Regions from separate parts of the Homo sapiens genome. Here regions 1 and 2 are each linked to region 3. The links are chromatin loops, found by intact Hi-C in ENCODE. Cell type or tissue: dorsolateral prefrontal cortex. All regions are shown on one strand. Region 1 overlaps IQCK (IQ motif containing K). Region 2 overlaps GPRC5B (G protein-coupled receptor class C group 5 member B). Region 3 overlaps VPS35L (VPS35 endosomal protein sorting factor like).

Region 1 (5,000 bases), 79 kb after region 3:
TTTTTCTTTCTATGACATGGCCCCCATAGTGCCTGGAACATAGTAGGAACTCAATGAGTATTTATTGGATAAATGAATGAATATGGATTCTCAAAAGATGGGGCTGGCCAGATGCAGTGGCTCATGCCTATAATCCCAGCACTTTGGGAGGCCGAGGCGGGTAGATCACTTGAGGTCAGGAGTTCAAGGCCACCCTGGCCAACATGGCAAAACCCTGTCTCTACTAAGAATACAAAAAAATTAGTTGGGCATGGTGGCACGTGCCTGTAATTCCAGCTACTCGGGAGGCTGAGGCAGGAGAATCGCTTGAACCCAGGTTGCAAAGGTTGCAGTGAGCTGAGATCACGCCACTGCCCTCCAGCCTGGGTGGCAGAGTGAGATTCTGTCTCAAATAAATAAATAAATAAATAAAAGTCAGGGCCTACTTTTAAGATCATAATTAAGCTACATGAGCACTCTGGAGGTCTGTGACCTTTATTCAGTTTGTTGTAGTTATTACACACAGGAGGTAATTTATTAACTATACCTGCAGTGACTGGATCTACTGCCTCTGGAGGGAGGTAAACAATGGGGAGACCGCCTAAGTCTGCTAGGCTCCCTGGAGCTGGAGCTGGGCAAGGAGCAAATCCCCTCAAATTGAAGGAGCCTCATTCACAGACAATGGAGAGCCAGAGAGTAGAGCAAGAGGCTAGGATTCAAGAATAGTAGTTGTCAGCACTTTTTGAGCCTTGCTTTGTGCCAGATGTCATTCTAAGCACTTTACCTGCAGTCACTCATTTAATCCTCCCAACAATCTTTGGAGGTGGATGCTATTATCATCATCTTATGGATCAGGGCTGTACAGCACCAGGGCTAACCAAGAAGCTTAAGTTCACAGCTAGAAAGTGGCAGAGCCAAGACTCAAACCAAGAATTGTTCCAGAGTCTAAGAGTTTGACCACTGCTCCACTCTGATGGTCAGTCACACAGCTTGCTGAAAGCAGAGGTCAGATTCTGACATGAAAGATGGGTCTGGAGGCTGTGGAGAAAAGGAGTGAGAAGTTAGCAAGCCTTTTATTTAGGTTGTCCTGCCAGTACCATGAAACTCCAAGGAAGACCAGGGGGAACAGAGCAGACAGAGAAACAGCAAGAGCTGGCACCTAATTACTATGCCATAGAGCATTTGGCCAATTACACACACATCTATTGTGTGGTGTGTGGTGTGTGTGGGTGTGTGTATAGGTGTAGGTGTGTCTGCACACATGAATTCAGGCATTGTGTGGTACATGGTTCAGCAATTCCATGATTCCAGCCTCTGGAATCAGGCAGACCCTTTCAACCCAGGCCTGTTCCCCAAAAGCTATGCAAGCTTGATTATTTTGATTTTGAGTCACTCATCTTGTGATTCTTTTATATATATCATTTTAAATACTATGAATTTAATATAGTTTCTAAACAAACAGTTGTTCCTGCTTAGATTATTTTTTCTTCTTTTCTCTAAGCACACAAATAGTATATTTTTTCATTTTAAAAATTATTTTCATTTTTATTTTTAGAGATGGGGTCTCACTGTGTTGCCCAGGCTGGTCTCAAACTCCTGAGCTCAAGTGGTCCTCCTGCCTTGGTTTCCCAAAGTCCTGGGATTACAGGGATAAGCCAGTGCACCTGGCCCATCTTAGATATTTAACTCTATTTTAAATGCTCAATGTAAAATTCAGCATATTTAATAGGCAGGTATTTCCCTAATCCTTAATTTTTGGTGGAGATTACAATTGGGAGAATAAACCTTAAGCACATGATTTCCATGAATTATCTCAGCCTGAGAGTTAGATCAAGACCTCCACATTTCATGATACGAATTTAACAAGTGAAATAGATTTATTTAACCCTTTCTCAAAGGGTCATTTTCAATCATGTAAAAAAAGTAATTGAGATTTTTTAAGTGGCATCTGTATGGCATTAGAGTGACAATCTACAAATAAAGCCAATGGCCTTCTAGTTTTGCTGTGAAATTAGCTGGGTGCTAGCAGTATTTTATATTGTGTTAAACAAATATACTCTGTGAAAGGTAAATAACGGAAAATGATTGCTTTGTACAAATAGCTGGTGGAAGTACATCTGTGGCCAACAATAGATACTGTACAGACATTTCCTGTGTGTATAGCGATTTATGCAGCCATGTATACAACAAGCCAAAGGTAACAGAATGCAGATAATAGTATCTAAATTCGTTGGCCAATAAGTGAAGAATCACATGGAAGATGGGAAAGAGATGAAAGTTTTGACCCTTTGCTCTCCTATATTTAATATTCCAATATTTTGGGTATATTAAAAAATTTCAAAAGAAGCACGAGTTACCTTTGTAATCAGGAAAAATAAAAGTTAATGATAAGTAACATTTTCAAGTCCTCATATTTGACCCTGCTGCATCGTCTAGGTTATTTTCTTTCTCTCTTTCCTTTTCACTGACACACTCAGTGAATCACCTCACCTACATCTTTTTACCATTCATTCTTTCTTTAATGTGGCACTCTGGCATTTAAATGCTCACTATGTCTGGTACAACTCAAGTTTACTAATGACCCAGTACTGCCAAATTCTGTGACCTATTCCAGGGACAAAAAGGAGGCCAGTATGTTTGGGGCAGAGTGAGCAAAAGAGAGAGGAGGTGAGTTTGACAGGGTCAGCCCCGCAGCGGCCGTAACATCACATGGGCCAGTAAACAAAGTGGGTTTTATTTTAAAAGCAGTTGGAAGTAATTAGAGCCGTGACTCAACCCTACTGGGCCCAGTGCTCCCTTGTCATAGCATTGTATAGTGTGCTTCTTGCTATCCTGAAATGAAATGCTTAGATGATATAATATAACCTATTTATCAGTTACCTGATTGCTGTGTTGTACAGTAAACTACCTGAAAACTTCATGGCTTAAAATAACGATTTATTATTTTTCATGACTCTGGGCCGACTGGGCAGTTCTGGTGCTCTCTCCTGGGGTCACTCATGTGACTGCGTTCAGCTGGTAACTGGGCTGGGTTGGAAGGTCCAATTCTATCTCACTCATGTGTCTGGGGCCCTGGTGCTGCCTGCTAGCTGGGGCACTTCGGTTCTCCTTCATGTGGCCTCTCATCCTCCAGTGGGCCAGCCCAGCTCCTTTACAGCGTGGTGGTCTCCAGCAGCTTTCCAAGAGGGTAAAAGCAAAAGTGCAAAGCCAAGACCTGGAACATGACTTCCACCAAGTTCTCTACTAAAAATACTAAGAATTAGCTAGGCCTGGTGGCATGTGCCTGTAATCCCAGCTGCTCGGGAGGCTGAGGCATGAGAATCACTTGAACCCAGGAGGCAGGGTTGCAGTGAGCAGAGATCCAGCTTGGGGGACAGAGTGAGACTATGTCTCAAAAAAAAAAAAAAAAAAAAGAGTCTAGCTTCATTTCTTTTTTTTTTTCTTTTAATTTTTGTGGGTACGTCGTAGATATATATATTTATTGGGTGCATGAGATGTTTTGCTTCAGGCATGCAATGCGAAATATCATGGAGAATGGGGTTTCCATCCCCTAAGTAACTGTGTTACAAACAATCCAATTACATAGACTTTTTTACTTATTTTAAAATGTACACTTAAGTTTTTATTGACTGTAGTTACCCTGTTTTGCTATCAAATAGTAGGTCTTAGTTGTTGCCATTAACCATCCCCAACCTGACATTCATTCCTACTGTGTCTCATGGTGATAAGGCTGTGGGTGCTGAAAACATTTCCCATTGTGACTCTTAGAATTGCCGTCAGATCTAGTTTGTAAGCCATGCAAGAAAATCTTATTATAACTTTATAGTCAAGTTTCTTTTTTATTTTTAACAAAAGAGCATTGATCACTTCATTTCCCAAACTTGGCTACGAGTTGCTTTTGTTTCTAAAAATCAAAGTGATCCTCAAAGGACAAGGCTTTAAAAAGAAAGTCAGCAGGCTCTGACCTGAGGGTGACCCAATGGTTCTTTAACAAAGTGAAGGGCAGTGGCTTTGTGGCAGGATTTTCCTCCTCTGGTCTGAAGCTTTGTCCGCCGGCTTTGAGGGGCATGGCTTTATGCCAGATGGCTGTGGTAGCAGTCTTGACTAACTGCCAGATAGGGGGAACATTATCATTTGGCCATAAATTGCATTTCGATTATTATGTACTTTATCAGTTAACTTTTTTGCCATATAATAAACTACCTCAAAAGTTAGTGGCTTAAAATTACAAGCATTGGTCAGGCATCGTGGCTCATGGCTGTAATCCCAGCAATTTAAGAGGCCAAGGCAGAAGGATCATTGAGCTCAGGAGTTCAAGACCAGCTTGGGCAACATAGCAAGACCCCTATCTCTGCCAGCAAAAAATCATAACCATTTATTTAGCTCACTTTTTTGCAAGTTAGCAACTTGGGCTAGATTTAGCTGGGAGTTTCTTCTGGCCTTGGCTGGGTTCATTCATGTGTCTTTGGCAGCTACTGGATAGGCTAGATGCTGGCTGGTCTAGGATGGCCTCAGCTGGGATGAGCTGTTCCATGTGGTCTCTCATCCTCTATCAGATTAACCCTAGGTTGTTCATAGGGCAGCCAGGCAGGGTTGCTTCAATTCAATTAGACACGTCAAGGCCTCTTGAGCCTGAGGCTTGGAACTGACATAGTGTCACTTTCACACGTTAGATTGGCCAAAGCAAGTCACAAGGCCAGCCCAGATCCGAAGAGTTAGGAAATAGATTCCTTTTTTTTTTTTTTAAGTAAATGTGTGGGGTTTAAATACAATTTCATTACATGCATAGATTGCACAGTGGCAAAGTCAGAGCTTTAGGGTATCACCCAAATAACACACATTGTACCCAATAAGTAGTTTGTCATCATCACCCTCCTCCCACCCCTTCACCCTTCCGAGTCTTCACTGTCTGTCATTCCACTCTATCCATCTGTGTATAGACAGGTTTTAGCACCCACTTATGAGTAAGAACATGCGATATTTGACTTTCTGTGTCTGGCTTGTTTCACTTAAGATAATGC
Region 2 (5,000 bases), 200 kb after region 3:
TTCATGGAACCTGCAGAAAAACCAAAACAAAATATCCCCCACACCCTCCAAAAGCAACAAGAAACCCTCATGTGATCCATTCCATCCAGGAATTTTCACCATAGCAACGGAAAGGACCCGAGGTGTCACTGCTTGTGAGGCAGCGAGAGGTCATCTCTGCATCCTAGTGGGAACCCCTGAAGCCCTGCTAGGTGACATCATCGCGGAAAACCTGCCGTGGTGCCTGCCTTCCAACCTGCCTCCCGGAGGGGCTTTCAGCTGGAGACCCCATTGGAGCTCTTGAAATGAATAAGGGAATAAAATTGGGAGAGGATTTGGAGATACACCCGTAAGTGTAGGAACAGGGCGAGATGATCAAGGGAAGAAGGGACTGCTGCCCCAAGCCAGAATATTTCTATGGCTCTACAAGGGAAGGGGCGGGGCCTGTGTTCTCACCATAGACACTAGAGCAAGAGCCCCATAGAAGGAACAGTGGTTGATCACTTTCCAAATGTGATGGTCACTTCATCACCCAGAGGGCCTCTTCTTTGGCACATGCCAGGGTCCCTCCACCTCTACTGGCTATAAAGCTCACCCCACGATTCAGTTGGGCCTCACCTTGGAATCCCACCCACAACCTCCTTAACTCTCCTGACCCCCCTGAAATGTGCAAACCACCAGGCAAGCCGGTGGCAAAGTCCCCATTTGTCCTCAACGCAACGGTCATCTCCAAGAGGCTACCTGGGGTCCAGCACTTGCTGGGGAGAGGTGATAAGAGTGGGAGCCCCCCACCTCCAACCAACACCAGTCTGGCCCACCAGCTGTGAATTTGGTTCTGTTCTACCCCCAGAGGATGAAACAGTCTTCCCAGCCACATTTTCCAGTGAGCCTAATACTATTTGCAATTAGCTTTGCTTTAGTTTGCGGGGATTGAGGTTGGTCTGGTATTACGTGTCTGTGTGTGTGGCAGGGGAGGGGCGGGCAGTCGGTGTTAGCTTTTCAGTTCGTCAGTGTTCACATTTACACGAAATCCCCTTGGCTAGGATTTCCAAATTTCCTGGCTGTGAGGCGGCCTGGTTCGGCAACTGTTACCGATTTCTCCCTCAAGAAAGACACAGCCAGGGAGGCAAATCGGTAAGAGAAATTCTGATTCTCTGGAACTTAAAGTCTTTCACCAAAGGTGTCTTCCTGTGTGACTTGGCGGAGCAGTTGGGATCTGGAATAACACATAAGGATAACACACTGAGAACTCTGTGCTTTGCAAAGTCAACACTAGAAACCGATGCGTAAACAACGCGGCAAAAATAAGTTACCTTGCTTTTACCTAGATGGGTCGAATAATTCCCAGGAGAGGCAGCAATGACTGTGAGTCATGCTGCTGTGGTTCTTGGGAAGCCCAGCTCCCTTTTCTATAACCATCCACCCGTAAGGAATGTAAGTTCAACTCATTCACTTTCAGTCTTGACTATTTTTTCACACACTGGCCTTGAAGGAACCAGGAGGGCTTAAGAGTGACGGATGGGGGCTTTTCTAAGCATATTTATTATAACACACAGGCCGAATGCTTGTGAATCAGGCTTTTCTTGGCTCGGGACAATAAAACAGCCCAGTCGTTGGCAGGGGGTTTTAAGAATGCAAATCTGTGATTCTGTCTTTGAGCCTGTTCCAAACCAATGCAAACCAATGCCTAGCATACCATTCAAAAGGCCAGGAAAACCTAAATTCCCTCTAGAGATCAAAGACCATCCCTGATTTACATAAAAAAAAAAAAAAAAAGAAGAATGCTCAGGTTGAGTTATGGAGTTGGAACATGATATAAAGAATGGAAACCCAATTTACACATGTAAACTGGCTCAGACCTTGTTTCTGAAAGAAGCATGTAGCTATGTTTGGAAATTAAATGTGGAGATGAGAGTGCATCTTTGGATTGCTGGAGAAACAAAATGGTGTCATTCCAAGGAGGCAAACGTAAACAATGACAATTCTGCTGAAGGTCTGTTTGGCATCAGATAGTAGTAAACCTGCTTCTGTGTTTGAGGGAGAGAAACAGTAACTGCTTCAATTTCTTAAGACATCTCTTAGGGAATGGGAGAACCTGGTACCCAGCTGGGGAGGAGTCAACAGAGGGGTGACCGGGGACCTTAAACTAGGCTGGATGTCAGCAAAATCTGCTAGGGGCGCTCCATCATTCTGGGCTTTTTCCAAAAGTCACCTCCCAGGGACAGAGTGAAAGCCAAATAATTCACTGGGTCCAACAGCCTCAAGGATTACAAACTCTTTCAAACGAATCTACAGATGGTTTTCTAAATAGAGGTGGGTATTCTGTGTGTGGAGAAAAGGGGTAGAAAGGGAAAGAAGAAAAATAAAAGCATTGCATGCGTTTGAGCTGTGGCGGTCCTTGCAGGCCACATGGGCAGCCTCCATGGAGGAGTATGTCCCTGTTGAAGCTGCTCCCCGACACCGTAGACTCCTAGGCTTCCTACCCCCACATCACATCTTGATACTTACGGTCCCACCGTTGAGCACGACGGCCATCTCAGTTGGCTGATACACGTTGCTTCTAAACGGAGCGCTGGGTCTTTTCCCCAAGCTGCCACTGGGTCTTTTTCCCAAGCTGCCGTTGGGAAATCCTGCTGTTCGGAGAGCTGGGGGAGGGAGGGATTGGCAAGACAACATTGCCAAAAAAAAGACACAATTTTGTTTTCTTCCCCTGCAACAACAGCGCGCTCCGGGCACCCCCATCCACCCAACCCAGTGGCTCCTCCCCTTTGTCACAAGCCTGATTCAAAACAAAAGTCACAAAGGGGCTTTGTTCTCAGGCTCTCTAGGAGCCTGACCCATCTCAGTGGGTTTGGGAAAAGCTGCTGTAGAGACCAGGGGAAGGAGGCCCATGGTTGGGCCTCTGGTTCCCCCTCCAAGCCACGCAGCCTCTGCAGGCCGCGGGTGACAGGCGCCTTCTCACTACAGAAAGCCATTCATGTAAAGTTCAGCATCACACTACTCAAAACTGCTTGCTGTTTCTGGACACACACTGAGGAGGAAGCTGCTAAGAGTCTTCACTGGAAAGTGACCAGGGATGAGAACAGGGGGACTCTAACCACATGTGTAGGGTTATTCCAAACAAGAATAAAAGGGAGACCTAAAGCCAAGATGGCATGTCGGCACTTTTTCCCTCTGAAAGATGGGTAAAACCGGTGTTTCTTATTTACTGAACTTTTAGAGATTTGAACTTCCTTTTTGTTAAAGAAAAGCTAACATGAAAAGACATGGAGGAATCTAACAAACAAAAAAAAAGGGTAGAAGCCGGGCGCAGTGGCTCAAGCCTGTAATCCCTAATCCTAGCATTTTGGGAGGCCAAGGCGGGTGGATCACTTGAGGTCAGGAGTTCGAGACCAGCCTGGCCAACATGGCAAAACCCCCTCTACTAATAATACAAAAATTAGCCGGGTATGGTGGTGCACACCTGTAATCCCAGCTACTCGGGAGGCTGCAGCACAAGAATCGCTTGAACCCGGGAGGTTAAGGTTGCAGTGAGCCAAGATTGCACCACTGCACTCCAGCCTGGTGAAATTGTGTCTCACACACAAAAAGTCTTCCCTGAAGGGAGCCACTTTTCTGGCTAAAAAGCAACAAGAGAGCTTGTTTTTGCTTTTGTTTGTTTGTTTTGCAAATTACTTGGGGCAGGGACCAAAATCACCTTAGTTATACAGTTAAGCTTCACAGAGCGCCAACCAGGAGCCAGGCACTGTGCAAAGTACTTTATATATATTAACCATTAACTCATTTAATTTTCTTTCTTTCTTTTCAACTCATTTAATTTTCATCGCACGATAGCTACTTTTTTTTTTTTTGACAAGTTATTGCTGTTGTCCAGGCTAGAATGCAGTGGCACGATCATAGCTCACTGCAGCCTTGAACTCCCAGGCTCAAGTGGTCCTCCTGCCTCAACCTCCAGAGTAGCTGGGACTACAGACACATGCCACCATGCGTGGCTAATTTTTTAATATTTTTTTTTAGAGACGGGGTCTCACTTTGTTGCCCAGGCTGACTATATGTACTTTCATTATGTCCACTTTGCTTGGGGCACTTTGCTTGGGGCCCAAGGTCACACAGCTGGTAAGGGGCACAGTCAGCATTGGGACCCAGGCAAGGAATCTGTGTTCTTTTTTTTTTTTTTTTTTTTTTTGAGACAAGAGTCTCGCTCTGTCGCCCAGGCTGGAGTGCAGTGGTGCAATCTCGGCTCACTGCAACCTCCACCTGCCAGATTCCAGCGATTCTCCTGCCTCAGCCTCCTGAGTAAAGTAGCTAGGACCACAAGCACGTGCCACCATGCCCAGCTAATTTTTGTGTTTTTAGTAGAGACAGGGTTTCACCATGTTGGCCAAGCTGGTGTCAAACTCCTGACCAAGTGATCCACCCACCTCGGCCTCCCAAAGTGCTGGGATTACAGGCATGAGTCACTGTGCCCAGCTGGCATTCGATTCTTATAGGACCTCAAACCCTACTGTGAATTGTGGATGTGAGGGATCTAGGTTGCACGCTTCTTATGAGAATCTAATGCTTGACAATCTAAGGTGGAACAGTTTCATCCTGAAACCGCCCCCCAACCCCCCCGCAACCTTGATCCATGGAAAGATTGTCCGTGGTGCCAAAAAGTTTGGGGACAGCTGCTTTAGCCTACTCACATTGGATTTTTTATTACTTGCAACTTACTTCAAGAAGCCCAACTAACACCCTACCCACACCTGGGCCAGAGACAAAGGCAAGCCAGGCTCACCCACCTTGCTTAGGACCTCTCCTAAGACAAGAGGTCCCCTTAGGAATCAAAGCTCAAATGGCTGGATGCCAGCCTTTTCTTGCATAGACCCTGCATGTGATGCCAGGCTGGCCTTGCCCCCAAAGCCAACTCGGGGCCTTCTAGCAAGAAGCAAAAAGTTGTTTTAAATAGGCCTTGGCCCTAATGAGATCTGACAGCCCAAAGCCCCTAATAGAGGAAAGAACACTTTTCTTTCTTGCTCTGT
Region 3 (5,000 bases):
TAATTTCTTTTTTTTTTTTTTTTTTTTTTTTTTTTACATTTTGGAACTTTAAGCTGTTTTCACTTTTTCTTCAAATGATCTTAGAGTTGATATAAAGATATCTTCATCCAACAGGAATGATTGACCCAATCATTTATAGTAGCTAGGCAGCATGAATAATCAAAACATACAGTTTACCTAGCATCTTCAGCTAAGCCCTTATTTTCAGCTTCTGTCTGCATCTCACCCTTTCCCGCAGCTATTTGCTTGTGACATATATTTTGGAGTCCATCTGTGGGGTTTTAATGGCTTTGTGTTCTGAGTGTTTGATTTCTTCCTGTCCTTGCGGAAGTTTCCCGAATACCGTGTTCTTTCAGTGGTCCACAGACCTTTTGAAACTACTCAGGTTGAGAACAGGAGAGCCTGAAACTTCAGATGGAAAATGTCAAATGTGATATTTTGCCAGTGAGCATCCCTGGCATTTACTCGTCATATATACAAAATAATGAGGTAGTCTGTCCCCATATTTTTAGCAAGGACCCCAACAATTCTTACAATAGAGCAGTCCAAGAGTACTACAGTGCTCTTACAAATATGGGGGCAGTGGCTATGTTTATGCAATTTTTCTTACTATGAATACGGGGACGGTGGCTGCGTTTCTGGAGTTTCTCTTACTACGAATATGGGGATGGTGGCTGTCTGTGTTTGCTCTCTGCCCAGCAGAGAGCAGTGCCGTGAGATGCGTCAATTGCTGTGTGGAAAGAACCATAGAATGCTGCTCAAAAAAGTGAAGTCCCTTTTTCAAGAAAAAGGGGTCTCAAATACAGTGACTGTAGTGTTGGGTCAGCAAGACCTGAGTGGGGTTTTTCTGGTTTGGGTTTTGCCTTTAAGATGGGATATGCAGTGATTGTTCTGAGATACTGGAAATATAAGCAGAAAAAAAAAAAAGGTATATGGAAAAGAAACATGGATGTCCCAGCAGGGAACGGTGGCTCACGCCTGTAATCCCAGCACTTTGGGAAGCCAAGGCAACCGGATCACCTGAGGCCAGGAGTTAAGACCAGCTTGCCCAACATGGTGAAACCCCATCTCTACTAAAAATACAAAAATTAGCCTGGCACGGTGGCATGTGCCTGTAGTCTTAGCTACTCGGGAGGCTGAGGCAGGAGAATCGCTTGAACCCGGGAGGCGGAGGCTGCAGTGAGCTGAGATCACATCACCGCATTCCAGCCTGGGCAACAGAGCAAGAGTTCATCTAAAAAAAAAAAAAAACAAAAAAACATGAATGTCCCATGAACCCCAGAGGACTTGGATGAAGGAAGCCTAGTCCGTGTACTTGCTGCTTTTCCCCTTCCTCTAGTGGAACCAGGACAATATATATTTTTTCCTTTTCTAAAAAAATTTTTGTGGGTACTTAGTAAGTGTATATATTTACAAGGTACATGAGATGTTTTGATTCAGGCAGGCAGTGTATAATAATTACATCCTAGAGAATGGTGTATCCATCCCCTCAAGCATTTATCCTGTGTGCTACAAACAATTCAGTTATATTCTTTCAGTTATTTTTAAATGTACAATTAAATTATTGACTAGAGTCACTGTGTTGTGCTATCAAATACTAGGTCTTATTCATTCTTTCTATTTTTATTTTGTACGCAGTAACCATTCCCACTCCCCACCATGCCCCACCATTACCCTTCCCAGCCTCTGGTAACTATCCTTCTACTCTCTGTCTCCATGGGTTCAATTGTTTTTGTTTTTAGCTCCCACAAATAAGTGAGAACATGCAAAGTTTGCCTTCCTGTGCCTGGCTTAATTCACTTAACATAATGCCCTCCAGTTTCACCCATGTTGTTGCAAATGACAGAATCTCCTTTTTTATGGCTGCATAGTACTCCATTGTGTATATGTACCACATTTTCTTTATCCGTTTGTCTGTTGACGGACACTTAGATTGCTTCCAAATCTTGGCTATTGTGAACAGTGCTAAAACAAACAGGAGTGCAGATATCTCTTCGATATACTGATTTCCTTTCTTTTGGGGGTAAATCCAGTGGTGGGATTGCTGGATCCTATGGTAGCTCTATTTTTAGCTTTTTCAGAAACCTCCGAATTGTTCTCCGTAGTAGTTGTACTAATTTAACATTTGCACCAGCAGTGTGTGAGGGTTCCCCTTTTCTCCACATTCTCACCAGCATTTGTCGTTGCCTGTCTTTTGGATAAAAGCCATTTTAACTGGGGTTCGATGATATCTCATTATAGTTTTCATTTGCATTTCTCTGATCAATGATGTTGAGCACCTTTTCATATGCTTGTTTGCCATTTGTATTTTTTTTTTTGAGAAACATCTATTGAAATCTTTTGCCCATTTTTAAAATCTGATTATTAGATTTTTTTTCCTATAGAGTTGTTTGAGCTCCTTATGTTCTGGTTATTAATCCTTTATCAGATGGGTAGTTTGCAAATATTTTCTCCCATTCTGTGGGTTCTCGTTTCACTTTGTTGATTGTTTCCTTTGCTGTGCGGAGCTTTTTAAGTTGATGTGATCCCATTTGTCCATTTTTGCTTTGGTTGCCTGTGCTTGTGGGGTATTACTCAAAGAGGGGACAATATTCTTTACTACTGGGAATCTGAGTTCTCCTTTTTCTGTAGGTCTTTAAAAAAAAATCCGTTATATCTTAAATGAGCTTCCATAGCTCTTAATAGCTACAAAACAAAGTGTTACATGAAGTTGACATGATTATTCTGAACTTTAAACTATAAGGATAAACTGCTGTCACATGGGGTAGGATTTGATTTCTAATTACTTAAGATAAGATTGAGAAGTCTCCAGACAATATTTTCTATATGGGGCAAGTCTTCTGAGGATAGAACTAAAAATCTGCTTTGGAACCCTGCATGCCCCAACCTTTAAATAACTGTTTATTTTAGCTCCGTCCTTTAGAGTGGAAACTGGGCGGGGTGGGTGAGAGGAGCCAAGTTCTGGGGACAAAGCTGCTCTCTTTTTAATGAGGCATAATAATAGGCACATTCTCTGGGCCAGTCAGTAACAAACACATAAATAGAAAAAAATGGTCTTTCAAGTTGCTCTGAGCAGAATTTGCATTCCCACTGAGAACCTTGTTTCATGATATACTTACTTCACTGTGGGACTGCCGGAGGACTAAGGAAATGAACTGCTTAAAGATAGGGCCTAGGAGATCCTGTGGGTTCCATAAGTAGGGCCATGTTTTTCTTTCTTTCTTTCTTTCTTTCTTTCTTTCTTTCTTTCTTTCTTTCTTTCTTTCTTTCTTCCTTTCTTCCTTTCTTCCTTTCTTCCTTTCTTCCTTTCTTCCTTTCTTTCTTTCTTTCTTTTTTTTTGAGACAGAGCATTGCTCTGTTGCCCAGGCTCGGCTCACTGCAACCTCTGACCGACGGGTTCAAGTGATTCTCCTGCCTCAGCCTCCCGAGTAGCTGGAATTACAGGCATGTGCCACCATGCCCAGCTAATTTTTGTATTTTTAGTACAGACAGGGTTTCACCATATTGGCCAGGCTGGTCTCAAACTCCTGACCTCAAGTGATCGACCCACTGGCCTCCCAAAGTGCTGAGATTACAGGCGTGAGCTACCGTACCTGGTTGGGCCATGTCTTACTAGTGGTCACAAGATAGAAGACCCTGCAGGCTCTGACCCTTTCTGGAAGGTTTCTCTATCAGAACGGACATCAGGTGGCTTTTCCTCAAGCCCCATATTTAATGTCTCTCCCCAAAACAATTGAGATAAGTGGATTCATAGACCAAAATACGTAACAGGCTTAGAAAATAAGTGTTGGCCCAATGCGGTGGCTCACGCCTGTAATCCCAGAACTTTAGGAGGCCGAGTCAGGCAGATCGCTTGAGCTCAGGAGTTTGGGACCAGCTTGGGCAACACGGTGAAACCCCATCTCTACAAAAAATACAAAAATTAGCCAGGGATGATGGTGCACTCCTGTAGTCCCAGTTACTGGGGAGGCTGAGGTAGGAGGATGGCTGGAGCCCAGGAGGCAGAGGCTGCAGTGAGTCGAGATCACACCGTTGCACTTCAGCCTGTGCGACAGAGCAAGACCCTGTCTGGAAAAAAAAAAAAAAAAACCAGAAAAAAAAATAGTTGTTAATTAGTATGATTATGTTGGTCTCATTGCCACAGTTTATGTTGTCAACGCTTTCTCTCACTTTTTTTTCATCTGTTTGTCTACCTGCCCATGACAGTACCCTGTTCACAGTTGGGGCTTAATAAATGTGGAAGGGGTTTGAGTTTGGGGTTCAGGAGACAGCCAGGCAAAGAAGCTTCCAGAGCAGAGCTAACTTGACTCAGAAAGCTTTACAAGGAGTGTCTTTCTGTGACATGTTTTTTTTCCCTCTCCTTTGAAGAAGGAAGAGATGGCAAAACTCCACCATCCATCTTCAGACACATACTCTTCTCATTAAACATAGGCCTTTCTTCCCAGGAAAGTGAGCATTTGCTGTTGCATTTGCCCCTCTGGTGTGCTGGCCGGTGTTCCTGTTTTAATTCAGGATGCTGTTCACCCCTACAGTGTTCTCTTTGCATCACTGGAAGTCGTTTTGGAGTGGAAGTCCATTTGGACCATGAAAACATTTGATCTTGTCGGGTAGTTTAAAATTTCATTTGTCAGGTCAGTGTTTTGATTGTTTTGACCTTGAGGCTTTTTCTCACGGTCAATACCTTGGCAGTTTTAGAAAGAACTTTCACTCCCTCTCCGTCTTCCCCTCCACCTCCCATCCTTCCTGCTCTCCCTCATCCCTTCCACCCCGTCTCCTGTTGTGCACACACATTCTCTCTCCACTCCTTTTCTTCCTCTCTTACTCCCTTTGAAGTCTTCTTGTTTTACAGATTTTTTCATAGCTCTTTAAATATCTTCATTTCCCAAACGATTCTATGGAGCTGATGTTAATCAGAAGCCTTTAAGCTGAGTGTGTGTGTGTGTGTGTGTGTGTGTGTGCTGTGTTCCTTCAGACATTTTGATGGCTATTTAACAAAAATG

Evidence for each region. Hi-C counts contacts between places; a loop is a spot of excess contacts. Peaks named below come from ENCODE experiments on the same cell type or tissue, not always from the same donor. Only the 100,000 strongest peaks of a DNase experiment are listed, where the experiment ranks them.
Region 1: it touches region 3 in a loop (2.4-fold over the local background); 2 of 110 quality-filtered maps call a loop at or near these places.
Region 2: a loop joins it to region 3, with 8 times the contacts of the local background. A loop is called at or near these places in 3 of 110 quality-filtered maps.

What each region holds. Positions count from the first base shown.
Region 1 is chr16:19,742,782-19,747,781 of GRCh38, forward strand. The region is part of intron 4 of IQCK (IQ motif containing K); the gene reads left to right. Among named protein-coding and RNA genes, the nearest start is that of IQCK-AS1, 21 kb to the right of the region's middle. In dorsolateral prefrontal cortex, no CTCF peak of the experiment used is centred here; a DNase peak (open chromatin) is centred at 2,680; H3K27ac peaks cover 4,288 bases.
Region 2 is chr16:19,859,350-19,864,349 of GRCh38, forward strand. GPRC5B (G protein-coupled receptor class C group 5 member B) reads right to left here. Exons shown (of 4, transcript NM_016235.3): 3 at 2,488-2,624; 4 at 1-1,195. The coding sequence ends at 1,151. Among named protein-coding and RNA genes, the nearest start is that of GPRC5B, 23 kb to the right of the region's middle. RefSeq lists enhancers at 1-36, 1,310-1,891, 2,472-3,052. In dorsolateral prefrontal cortex, no CTCF peak of the experiment used is centred here; DNase peaks (open chromatin) are centred at 417 and 2,782; H3K4me3 peaks cover 4,832 bases; H3K27ac peaks cover 5,000 bases.
Region 3 is chr16:19,663,663-19,668,662 of GRCh38, forward strand. All of the region lies in intron 26 of VPS35L (VPS35 endosomal protein sorting factor like), which reads left to right. Among named protein-coding and RNA genes, the nearest start is that of KNOP1, 52 kb to the right of the region's middle. In dorsolateral prefrontal cortex, a CTCF peak has its summit at 2,879; a DNase peak (open chromatin) is centred at 2,949; H3K4me3 peaks cover 1,201 bases; H3K27ac peaks cover 5,000 bases.